2 separate regions of the Homo sapiens genome follow, and region 2 is linked to region 1. A link is a loop called in an ENCODE intact Hi-C map of the cell type or tissue named here. Cell type or tissue: heart right ventricle. All regions are shown on one strand. Each heading gives the region's core, and the rest is flanking DNA. Links, peaks and the distances in the headings are about the cores only.

Region 1 (5,146 bases), core at 97-2,596:
GCCTTCCATGGTCACAGCCTCCCCAACCCTCTATCACACACCCTGTTTTGTTTTTCTTATAGACCTTTTCAATTTCTGAAGTGATCCCATTCGTTTTTCGTGTTTATTTTCTATTTTCTCTTTTAGAATGTGAGCTCAGTTAGAACCAAGACCCTCTCTGTCTTCACCAATCAATCCTCAGCACCTAGAAAAATGTCAAGCAGATAATGCAGAGTCAATAAATATCAGTAGAATTAGTTAGTTAATTCTATCTAGGACAGGTGTGCAGTGGCATGAACAGGGTTTCTCTCTATGCTCTAAAGCAGTGGTGAGATTTCAAGACTCCAGGGTGGCTTGGTAGATACTTTTGAATATCTAACCGTTGTAGGTGCCATCCCCTGTTCTTCTATCCCATTAAAGATCTGAGAATCATTCTCTGAGCCATAGGAGTTGGCTCCTGGCACCCGTTTTTACTATATAATTTTCTCACTTAGGAATGTTTTTGGTTGCAGGTAAAGGCAACAATAACAACAACCTATTAAAGTACACTGTGATGTCAACAAATAGGTTTTCATTTTTCTCAAATAAGAACAAATCAGGAGGGATGCTGTCCAGTGTCAGTGCAGCAATTCAACCATACAGAGACCTTGGCTCTTTCTCCTTTGCACCCTCTATTCTTAGCACACAGCTTTCCTCTCATACTTGTCACATCATGGTTACAAGATGGCTGCTGAATCACCAGGCATCATGCCTGCATTCCAGAGAAGGAGAAAAGCAGAAGGAGACAGAGCCATGCTTGGTAAATCTGTTGTTCCTTTTTATAGGAAAGACAAAAGCTTTCCCAGAATCATATCCAACTAACTTCTATTTATAACTGCTACATTAGAATTGGGTCACAATGCCACTGTCAACCAATTACTGACAAAGAAAAATGGGATTACTATGACTGGTTTAGACTATCACAATTCATCCTCTGGGACTGCAGTGGGAATTTATCTTCCCTGAGATCAAGCTGTTGTCACACTCTTCTGAACAAATTGGGATTCTAACAGAAAAAATGAGAGAGACATGGCCATTAGCTATGCTATAGCTAAATGAACTAGAGTGGGGATTTGACCAATAATTGGGCCTATACAATTCTCTTTGCCAAGAATTACAGCTGAGACACAGACACAGAGAAAAAGGCAGATCCCCTGCACCATTGTGTTTCTGAACTTTGAGATGTGGTTGCTTAAATTCTTTAAACTTTATCAGATGCTTAAGTATTTTACTACCCTAAAAGTGTCTTCTTTTCCCAAAGCAAGTTCAAGGTGGTTTCTGTTGTTTAAAACCAAAGGGTCTTTGTTATAGGAGCATCTAACTACAAACATTCTGTGTGGCCCAATCAGGCTGTGCTGCAGGGTTTATATAGGGTGTCAGGCAGTCATTCACACCTCCCTCAGGAACAGCAGGGTCCTTTGCACCAAACCTTCTCCTCCTGAGGTGACCGGAACATTGTAGACATTATGTCATCAGCCCGACAACATGCTCCTTTTCCCTTTCACCTTCAGACAGCATTTGCTGAGGTCCCAAGTGAACAGAGAGGCCTTTGGACACTAAAGGCCTGTGTTGCACAGAGGGATGGAGGTTGTACAACAGCATCCACACTAACTAGTGGAGCGCTGGGACTGCTGAGATGTCACATCACAAGTCCATGATAAAGGCCAAAAACACACCGTACCTTGTGATCATTAGGCCAGTGCTCTATTTCTTTTCTAAACCACCTGATTATCTAGGTCAAACACAAATACATTCACACAGTCATCCACACCCCCTCACACAGTCATCCACACCCCCACAATGAGGAAAGACTGTAATGTGAAAAGCCTGCCCAGCCCAGCTTAGGATTCCCTTCCTGCTAATAGCCACAAGGAATATTTTGGGGCCGATTATAAGGATTATCACTCACCTGTTCTATAAGGATATCTCCATAGATCTCTTGCTCTGTCATCTCTGAACCTGATCTAAATTATTTGTTAATGTATATGTTTCCCTGACTTACGCAAATTTTAGACAGGGTTTCTCAAAATGTGTTGCTTGCAACTTACGGGTTTTATATGAACAAATGGTTCTGTCAGATAACTTTTGGAAACTCCTGGTTAAAGAAAGTTAAATGGCTTTTTCATTGCCAGACATTGCAAAGCTGTCAATATGCTAACATGCGTGATGAATATCTAAGAAAGGGATGCAGTACGTGGCATTTTCCAAATTTGTCTAATCACTTAATGAAAGTTTTTTTCTTGACATATATGAAAGGCTGATGATCTAAGAGGTGAGCATTGGGAGACACTGCTGGTGGGGAGGAGTGCAGGGGTACATCCTAAAACCTCCTACCTCTAAGTACCAAGAGACATATTCTGTGACTTGGTTTAGTAGGTAAGGCCCAAACTTAGGTGTTCCCTAGTAAATACTGCTAGACAGTTAGAACTGCCACTTAGCACACAGCACCTGAGTCCTGCATTACACCTGCTATACTGGGCAGAAGCACATTGCTGTATGGGAGGAGTATACTGTGTTCTTGGACTAATCACGTTATTTCTCTCAGCATTAGGTTCCCCTCCTTGAAAATAAGCATTTTAGGCCATGTGAGAATGGGAAGAATGAAGTCATTATTGAAGAGTTTAATACCCTATTAGTTTTCTTCTGTTCCAACCTTTAATCCAAGCAATTTTGGTTGATGTGAGGGTGATAGGCCACATTGGCTTCAGTGACCTGACATGAATTAAAAACTTATTTGTCTTGTCTAGACCCATTTTCCTGAAAAGACCACTTGGTACAACATAAAAATATCCTGCCTACCTACATGCAAACATATCCCTAAATATCCGGCACTGATTCCGTTGCCTCCTAAACTTTATATGCTTCAAGCATCCCTGAACTGACAACATGATTTCAGGAGAATTAAATGCCTGGATTGACAATGGTTCTGCCAAAGCTTCATCTGTAGGACATCCAGAAAGAAAACCTCCTTTCCCTGGTAGGCTATTTTTCAGAGGTAGAGAAAGTCAAGTCAAAGAAGAGAATAACTGAGCAAACTCATTTATCATCACAATTTAATAATATAAACTGCAGTTCATAAAATAAGTCTGAGAGAATTTTGTGTCTAACTCTAAAAGTTCAACATTAACAGCCATGTGATCATAAAAAAAAATCATTGTTTATCTTTATCCCCAAGAGGAGTATGTTCAGGTTATATTAATAAGGATCATAACTTCTCTAAATTTACTTTGGCCTTATATTCCCCTAAATGGAATCATTTGAAGTGTCTGAGAAAAGTTCAGGTTTTAACCACATCCCTGTCTCTTAGTTCTGTGAAAGAGGGAATGGTCTCTGTAGCAACGGGAACAAGAATATTAAAAGGCACAGTAGTGTAATAGGAAAAAAATGAACAAGAGCATCAGAGGACCAAGATTCTAGTCAGTTTTCAGACAGTCGATGTGCTTAGGGGTTGGACTGTGTCCACCAAACAATTCATATGTTGAAGTCCTAACCCTCAGTACCTCAGAATGTGATCTTTAGAAAAGAGGGTCTTTACAGGGGCAATCAAGTTAAAATAAGGTCATTAGAGTAAGCCCTAATCCAGTATGACTGGTGTCCTTATAAGAAGAGGAAATTTGAATACAAACATGCAAAGAGGGAGGATAATGTGAAGAGACACAGGGAGAAGATGGCCATCTACAAGCCAAAGAGAGAGCTCTGGAACACATCCTTTCCTTACAGCCATAGAAGGAACCAATCCTGCCAACCCTTTGACTTGTGGATGCTCCATCTCCAGAACTGTGAGACAGTAAAGTCCTGTTGTTTAAGCCACCCAGTTTGTGATACTTTGTTATGGCTACCCTGACAGATTAATACAGCTGTTTTCCTGGGTAAGTCTTTTAATATCTCAGGGTCTCAGTCTCCTCATCTATAGCATTAGGGGGTAGATGGCCTTTGAAATTGCTTTTATCTATAAAGGTTAGTGATCAATGATGCAGGTAGCCTCTCTCCAATTCTCTTGAGATGTACACAAGTACCATCTTCTGAGACAAGCTTTCTGTCTTATCTATGGATCAACGGATTATAGATGGGTTGAAACCAGCTTTGATTATCCCATCTGGCCACCCTAATTTATAATTCAGTAATGACTTTAATAGGCAAAATAAGGAGGAAAGGAGGCTCGCAGTTACAAACTGTGAGCTACAAACTCACAGTTCATCTCTTTTCACAAGGAATTCATCATCTGGAAAAACTTACTTCTAACAGATTCTAATGGAGGTATTAGGGTGGGGCTCAGGCAAAAAGATCAATAACAAATGTAAATTTTATGATGTTGTTCTCCATGGCGGAACCTCTGCCAAGCAAACAATAAAAGCACACACTTTGTGCTCTCTTCACAACCCATTTCTGGACTCTCTGTCACTCAAATGTTTATCATGAAAGAAAATGTGTTTCAGGCACAACTATTAAACTTCTGAGTGTTACTATCCTGTTCCATCTCAGCAATAAAACAGTTAATAACAAGGACTTTTTGCAACATTTATCAACCTCTCATCCGCATGTATCATCTTGGTAAAATCCCAAACTATTAATGCTTCTTCAAAGCCTGGAATATAGTATTAATGTCAGAATCATAATGGGTAAGAGGAACATTTTGGCAACAGAAATTGTAATTCTAAATGCTGTAAAACAGAACTAATGTTCTAGCTCCCCTTCTCTGTACCTCATTGAATATATACTTTCCTGCCAAAGGAAATAGGGAGATAAGCATCCTACTCTATAATAGAATTTTATCATTGCAAACCAGGGTCACCTTCTTAAGTAGCTGAACAGCTGGCTTAGCATCAAGTATACTAAAGCAAAACTCAACATACTTTGCAAACATATATCCACCATTTACATGGAAACTGCTTGTATCAGTCAGGATCCCAGTGAGACAGAACACTCATATTAGGATAATTCAAAGAAGGTTTATTTAATAAGGAACTTTTTACAAGGGTGTATTCAGGATGTAATAGAACCACAATGGTTTGCAGGCAAAAAGCAAAGATTAGAAGCTGAAGTGCTTACACCACCCTTATGCACAAGGAGACAAGAAGGAGTTGCCAGAATTGGGAAGAAGAAAGTCATGTTGAGAGGACTACCTAGA
Region 2 (7,264 bases), core at 2,651-5,150, 62 kb after region 1:
AAAAAATTAACCCAAGATGGATTAAAGACTTAAATATAAAACCTAAAACTATAAAAACCCTGGAAGACAACCTAGGCAATACCATCCAGGACATGGGCATGAGCAAATATTTCATGATAACACCAACAGCAATTGCAACAAAAGCAAAAATTGACAAATGGAATCTAATTAAACTAAAGAGCTTCTGCACAGCAAATGAAACTATCAATAGAGGAAACAGATAACCTACAGAATGGGAAAAAATTTTTGCAAACTATGTGTTGGGGTGATCAGACCCAACACCAGGTCGTGGGGGCGGCGAAGTCTGGTGGAGTCAAAGGATTGAGAAAAAGACAGTTTGAGAAGTAAAGTGGGACCAAAGGGCCATCGTGATTGTGGAGGCTGTGAAGGCCCTGAGCTCTGGGAGCCCACCCTATTTATTGGTAATCCAACAAAGAAACAGGTGGTGAGAATGTGGGGGTCAAAAGGGCGTGTTGCATTAAGCACATGATTTAGCATGTGACGGTTTAGCATTTGCTCTGCTACTTGAGATAATGGAGAGGAGGTTCTTTTAACTAAAGATACAATTGATCCCAGGAGAGCAAGGGGCAAGGAGCCAGCAAGTCTAGACACATTCCAGAGCCACAAGCCCTGGATTCTATCCAAGCCACAAGGGATTTTATGCCCTGGGCTTAGATTATGGTGAGTCAGGGTAGCCTTCCACCCTTTAGCACAGAGCTTGGTGTTCCAAAGGCCACAAGGTGTTTTAGACCCTGGACCCCGGACATGTTCCAAGACTCTTTTACATTATGTCAGACATGCAAGCCCTGCCTCAGCTTCTCCCAACACTCAGCTTTTCCCAACAACTATGCATCTGACAAAGGTCTAATATCCTGCATCTATAAGGAACTTAAACAAATTTATAAGAAAAAACAACCCCATTAAAAAGTAGGCAAAGAACATAGACACTTTTCAAAAAGAAGACATGCATACAGCAGCAAGCATATGAAAAGAAGCTCAGCATCACTGATCATTAGAGAAATGCAAATTGAAACCACAATGAGATACTATCACACACAAATCAGAATGGCTATTATTAAAAAGTCCAAAAATAATAGATGCTGGTGAGGTTGTAGAGAAATAGGAATGCTTTTCCACTCTTGGTGGTAATGTAAATTAGTTCAACCATTGTGAAAGAGTAGCGATTCCTCAAAGACCTAAAGACAGAAATATCATCTGACCCAGCAATCCCATCACTGGGTATATACCCAAAGGAATATAAATCATTCTATTATAAAGACATATGCATATGTATGTTCATTGCATTACTATTCACAATAACAAAGAAATAGAATCAACCCAAATGCCCATTAATGATAGACTGGATAAAGAAAATGTGGTACATATACCTCATGGAATACTATGCAGCCATAAAAAAGAATGAGATCATGTCCTTTGCAGGGGACATGGATGGAGCTGGAGGCATTATTCCTTAGCAAACTAACAGAGGAACAGAAAACCAAATATCGCATGTTGTCACTTATAAGTGGGAGCTGCGCAATGAGAACACAGGGACACATAGAGGGAAACAACATACACTGGGGCCTATCAGACGTGGGAATGGAGGAAAGAGGGGATCAGGAAAAATAACTAATGGATACTAGGTTCAATACCTGGTGATGAAATAATCTGTTCAACAACCAACCATGACACATGGTTACCTATGTAATAGACCTGTACATCCTGCACATGTATCCAGAACTTAAAAGTTTAAAAATAAAATTATTTCCTTTGTGTTGACTTTAGATCGCCTGATGACTATACACCTTGGTGTTATCTTTTTGCAATGAATCTCTCAGAAGTTCTTTGAGCTTCTTGTATTTGGATGTATAAATCTCTAGCAAAACAAGGAAAGTTTTCTTCAATTGTTCCCTCAGATAGGTTTTCCAAATTTTTGCTTTTTCTTTCCCTTCATGAACGCTAATTATTCTTAGGTTTGGCCATTTTACATAATTCCATATTTTTTGGAAACTTTGTTCATTTCTTTTTTTTGTTTATTTTTGTCTGATTGGTTTAATTCAAAAGCCTTGTCTTCAAGCTCTGAAATTCTCTCTTCTACTTGGTCTAGTCTGCTGTTAACACTTTCCACTGCATTTTGTAATTCTTTAAAGGTGTCTTTCATTTCCAGAAATTTTGATTGGTATTTCTTTAAAATATCTATCTCTTTAGAAAATTTTTTCATTCACATCCTGAATTGTTTTTTAAATTTCTTTATGTTGGTTTTTACCTTTCTCTTGCATTTTCTTGAGTAACTTAACAATCAACCTTTTGATTTCTTTATCTGGTATTTCAAATATTTCATCTTGGAAAAAACTCACTTTAAATATAAAGATGCATGTAAATTAAAAGTAAATGGATGAAGAAAGATATAACATGCTTACACTAATCAAAAGAAAGTGAGATTCACTATATCAATTTCAGACAGAGCAGACTTTAGAGCAAAGAAAATTATTAGGGATAAAAAATGTATTACATAATGATAAAGGAGTAAATTCACCAAAAAAACATAATAATCCTTATATGTATGTACCTAACAACAGAGTGTCAAAATATGTGCGGCAAAAACTGATAGAGCTGTAAGGAGAAATAGATTCATCCACTATTGTAGTTAAAGACTTCAACACTCTTGTATCAGGAATGAACAGATCTAGCAGGCAGAAAATCAGTAAGGGTATAGCTGAACTCAACGATACCATCAATTAAATGGAAATAATGGGCATCTATGGAATACTTTATCCAGTACAGCAGAATGTACACTCCCGCCAATCTCACATGGAAAATTCACGAAGATAGACCACAAAGGAAGAAAGGCTATTACAAGGAAGAAAAGATAGTCTTTCAATAAGTTGTGCTATAACAACTGGACATCCACATGCAAAACAAAACAATACAAAACAAAACTAGAAACAGACCTTACTCCCATCAGAAAAATTAACGTGAATAGGTTATAAACTTAAATGTAAAACTATAAAATCTTTAGAAGATAACATAGGAGAAAATCTAGACAACATTGGTTTTTTAGATGAGTTTTTAGATACAACACCAAAGGCGTGAACTGTGAAGGAAATAATTAATAAGCTAGACTTCATTAAAACTATAACTTGCTGCTCTATGAAGGACATTGTCAAGAAAATGAAATGGCAAGACACAGACTGGGAGAAAATATTTGAAAAGACAAATGTGATAAAGAACTATTATCTGAAATATACAAAAAACTCTTAAAACTCAACCATAAGAAAATAAACAACCTAACTAAAAAATTGTCTAGAGAGGTAGAGCAAGATCTACAAATAGAAGGCTCCACCAATTGACCTCTAAAGGAACACAAAATTTAACAACAATCTCCACAAAAAAAGCACCTTCATAAGAACAAAATCAGGTGAGCAATCACAGTACCTGGCTTGAACTTCATATCATTGAAAGAGGCACTGAAGAGGATAGGAAAGACAGTCTTGAACTGCCAATGCCACCCCTCCCACACCCCCTGGCAGCAGCCGTGTAGCACAAAAAGAGAATATGTGTGTTGGAGGAGGGAGAGCACAGTAATTTAGGGAATTTACATTGGAATTCAGTGCTGCCCTGTTACAGTGGGAAGCAACACTGGGAAGAACTCAGCTGACGTCCACAGAGGGAACGTTTAGACCACCCCTAGCTAGAAAAAAATTGTCCATCTCAATGGTCAAAACTCAAGTTCCAGCAAGCCTCACCATCGCAGGCTAAAGTGTTCTGGGGTCCTAAATAACAGTGAAATGCAGTCTAGGCCACAAGAACAGCAACTCCTAGGCAAATCCTAATGCTGTGCTGGGCTCAGAGCCAGTGGACTTGGGAAGCATGTGACTAAGTGCAATACCATCTGGGGCAGCCAAGAAAGTGTCTGTGCTATCTCTCCCTCAACCCTGCACAGTGCAGCTTGCAGCCTCTGAAAGAGACTCTTTCCTTCTGTTTGTGGGGAGGAGAGGGAAGAATAAAGAAGACTTTGTCTTACAGCTTGGATACCAGCTCAGCCACAATAGAATAGGGCACTGCCCAGAGTCCTGAGGCACCCATTCCAGGCCCTAGCTCTAAGATGACATTTCTAGACATATCCTGGGCCAGAAGGGAATCTGTTGCGTTGAGGGGAGGGACACAATCCTGATTGGATTCATCACCTGCTGACTACAGAGCCCATGGGCCCTGAATAATCAGCAGCAGTAGCCAGGCAGTACCTGCCATGGGTCTAGTGTTTAACTCTAAGATGGACCAGTTGTGGTGGCTACAAGGAGAGCCTCCTTCTGATAGAGAAAAGCAGAAGAAAGAGTAAAGGGGACTTTGTCTTGCAGCCTAGGTACCAGCTTGGCCACAGAAGGTACCAAGCAGGATCTTAGGGTCCCTGAGGCTAAGGGACATCCTTGGCCTTGGCTCTTAGACAGAATTTCTGACCTGCTCTGGGCCAAAGGGAAGCCCCCTTCCCTGAAGGAAGAGTCCCAGGAGTGGCAGCATTCACCACAAGCCAACTGAAGGGCTCCTGAGCCTTGAGTAAACATTGACAGTAGCCAGGCAGTGCTTCCCATGTGTCTGGAGCAGTGGTGGCCATGGGGACAGACTCCTCTGTTTGTGGAAAGGGTAGATAAAAGTGGGAAGGACTTTTTCTTGTTGCTTGGGTGACAGCTTAGCTGCAGTAGAACAGAGCACCAGCTAGATTCCTAAGGTTTCTGATTCCAGGCCCTGCTCCCAAATGGCACCTCTGGACCTACCTAGGACCAAGGGGAACTCATCACCCTGAAGGGAAGAACAAAAGCCTGGCTGGCTTTGCCACCTGCTGATCGTAGAGCCCTAAGGTCTTGAGTGAACATAGGCAGTAGCCATGTAGTGGTTATAGTGAGCCTTGGGTGAGACTAGTGCTGTGCTGGCTTCAGGTCTGCCTCAGTACAGTCCTAGTGGTCGTCATAAGGATGATTGTGTCACCCCTCCCCCAGCTCCAGGCAGCTCTGCACAGAAAGAGAGAAAGACTCTGTTTGGGAGAAAGTAAGAGAAGAGAGTAAGAGTCTCTGCCTGGTAATCCAGAGAATTCTTCTGGATCCTATCGAAGACCACCACGGCAGTACCTCTACAAGGCTGCAAGAGCCACAGCGTTACTGGACGCGTGGTGCACCCCCAATGCAGACATGGCTGCGGTGGCCAAAAACATAGATAACAATACCCAAGTCCCTTTGAATATCTGAAAAGCCTTCTCCAGAAGGATGGGTATAAAAAAAGCCAAGACTGCAAAGACTACAATAAATACCTAACTCTCCAATGCCCAGACACCAGCAAACATCTATAAACATCAAGACCATCCAGGAAAACATGATCTCACCAAATGAACTAAATAAGACACCAGGGACCAATCCTGGAGAGCCAAATATGTGACCTTTCAGACAGATAATTCAAAATAGCTGTGTTGAGGATCACAGACAAGGATTTCAGTATGCTATCGGATAAATTTAACAGAGACTGAAATAATTAAAAAGAATCAGACATTCTGAAGCTGAAAAATGCAATTGATATACTGAAGAATGCATGAGAGTCTCTTGGTAGCAGAAATTACCAAGCAGAAGAAAGAATTAGTGAGCTTGAAGACAGACTATTTGAAAATACAGAGGAGACAAAAGAAAAAAGAATAAAAAAACAATGAAGCAGGCCTACAAAATCTAGAAAGTAGCATCAAAAGGGCAAATCTAAGAGTTACTGGCCTTAAAAGGGAGGTAGAGAGTGAGATATGGGTAAAAAGTTCATTCAGAGATAATAACAAAAAACTTCCCAAAACTAGAGAAAGATATCAATATTCAAGTACAGGAAGGTTATAGAACACTAAGCAGATTTAACCCAAAAAAGATTACCTTAAGTCATTTAATAATCAAACTTCCAAAGGTCAAGGACAAAGAAAGGATCCTAAAAGCAGCAAGAGAAGAGAAACAAATAACATACAATGGACCTCCAATATGGCTGGCAGCAGACTTTTCAGTGGAAACCTTACAGGCCAGGAGAGAGTAGCATGACATATTTTAAGTGCTGAAGGAAAAAAAAGTTCTATGTTACCCTAGAATAGTTTATCCAGCAAAAATACCTTTCCATCATGAAGGAGAAATAAAGACTTTCCCAGACAAAAAAAAAACCTCAGGGATTCCATCAACACCAGACCTGTCCCACAAGAAATGCTAAGGGGAGTTCTTCCGTCAGAAAGCAAAGGATGTTAACAAGCAATAGGAAATCACCTGAAGATACAGAATCACTGGTATTAGTAAGTGCAGAATAAAACACAGAATATTCTAGCACTGTAATTGTGGTGTGCGAACTACTCATGTCTTAAGTAAAAAGACTAAAAGATGAAATGATAAAATAGAATTACAACAACTTTTCAAGACATAGGCAATACAATAAAACATAAATTGAAACAACAAAAAGTTAAAAAGCAGAAGGACGAAGTTAAAGCATAGGTTTTTTAAAATTAATTTTCTCTTTGCTTGTTTGTTAGTTTGTTTATGCAGTCATTGGGGCCTACTTGAGGGTGGAGGGTGGGAGGTAGCTGAGGACAGAAAAACTGCCTATCAGGTACTATGCTTATTATCTTGGTGACAACATACCATGTACACCAAACCCCCATGACATGCAATTTATCCATAGAACCAACTTGCACATGTACCCCTAAAACTAAATTAAATTAAATTAAACTAAAATAGAGATAGCATATGATCCAACAATCCCACTGCTATGTATATATCCAAAAGAAAGGAAATCAATATATTAAAGAGCTATTTGCAGTCCTATGTTTATTGCAGCACTACTCACAATAGCCAAGACTTGGAAGCGAGCTCAGTGTCCATCAACAGATGAATGGATTTAAAAAATGTGGCACATATACACAATGGAGTGCTATTCAGCCATAAAAAAATCATGAGATCCTATCATTTGCAACAACATAGATGGAACTTGAGGTCATTATGTAAAGTGAAAAAAGCCAGGCACAGAAAGACAAACTTTGCATGTCCCCACTTATTTGTGGGAGCTTAAAATTAAAACAATTGAACTCATGGAGATAGAGAATAGAATGATGGTTACCAGAGGCTGTGAAGGGTAGTGACGGGGGGTACTGGGGTTGGTTAACGGGTACAAAAAAATAGTTAGAATGAATAATATCCAATATTTGATAGTACAATAGGGGGACTAGTCAATAATAATTTGACTACATTTTAAAATAACTGAAAGA

Evidence for each region. Peaks named below come from ENCODE experiments on the same cell type or tissue, not always from the same donor. Only the 100,000 strongest peaks of a DNase experiment are listed, where the experiment ranks them.
Region 2: it touches region 1 in a loop (2.7-fold over the local background); 21 of 110 quality-filtered maps call a loop at or near these places.

What each region holds. Positions count from the first base shown.
Region 1 is chr9:2,496,429-2,501,574 of GRCh38, forward strand. It overlaps a transcript of LOC101930053 not described here. Among named protein-coding and RNA genes, the nearest start is that of VLDLR, 120 kb to the right of the region's middle. In heart right ventricle, for the core only: no CTCF peak of the experiment used is centred there; no DNase peak of the experiment used is centred there; H3K27ac peaks cover 1,762 bases.
Region 2 is chr9:2,555,800-2,563,063 of GRCh38, forward strand. All of the region lies in intron 1 of VLDLR-AS1 (VLDLR antisense RNA 1), which reads right to left. Among named protein-coding and RNA genes, the nearest start is that of VLDLR, 62 kb to the right of the region's middle. In heart right ventricle, for the core only: no CTCF peak of the experiment used is centred there; DNase peaks (open chromatin) are centred at 3,852 and 4,497; H3K27ac peaks cover 2,500 bases.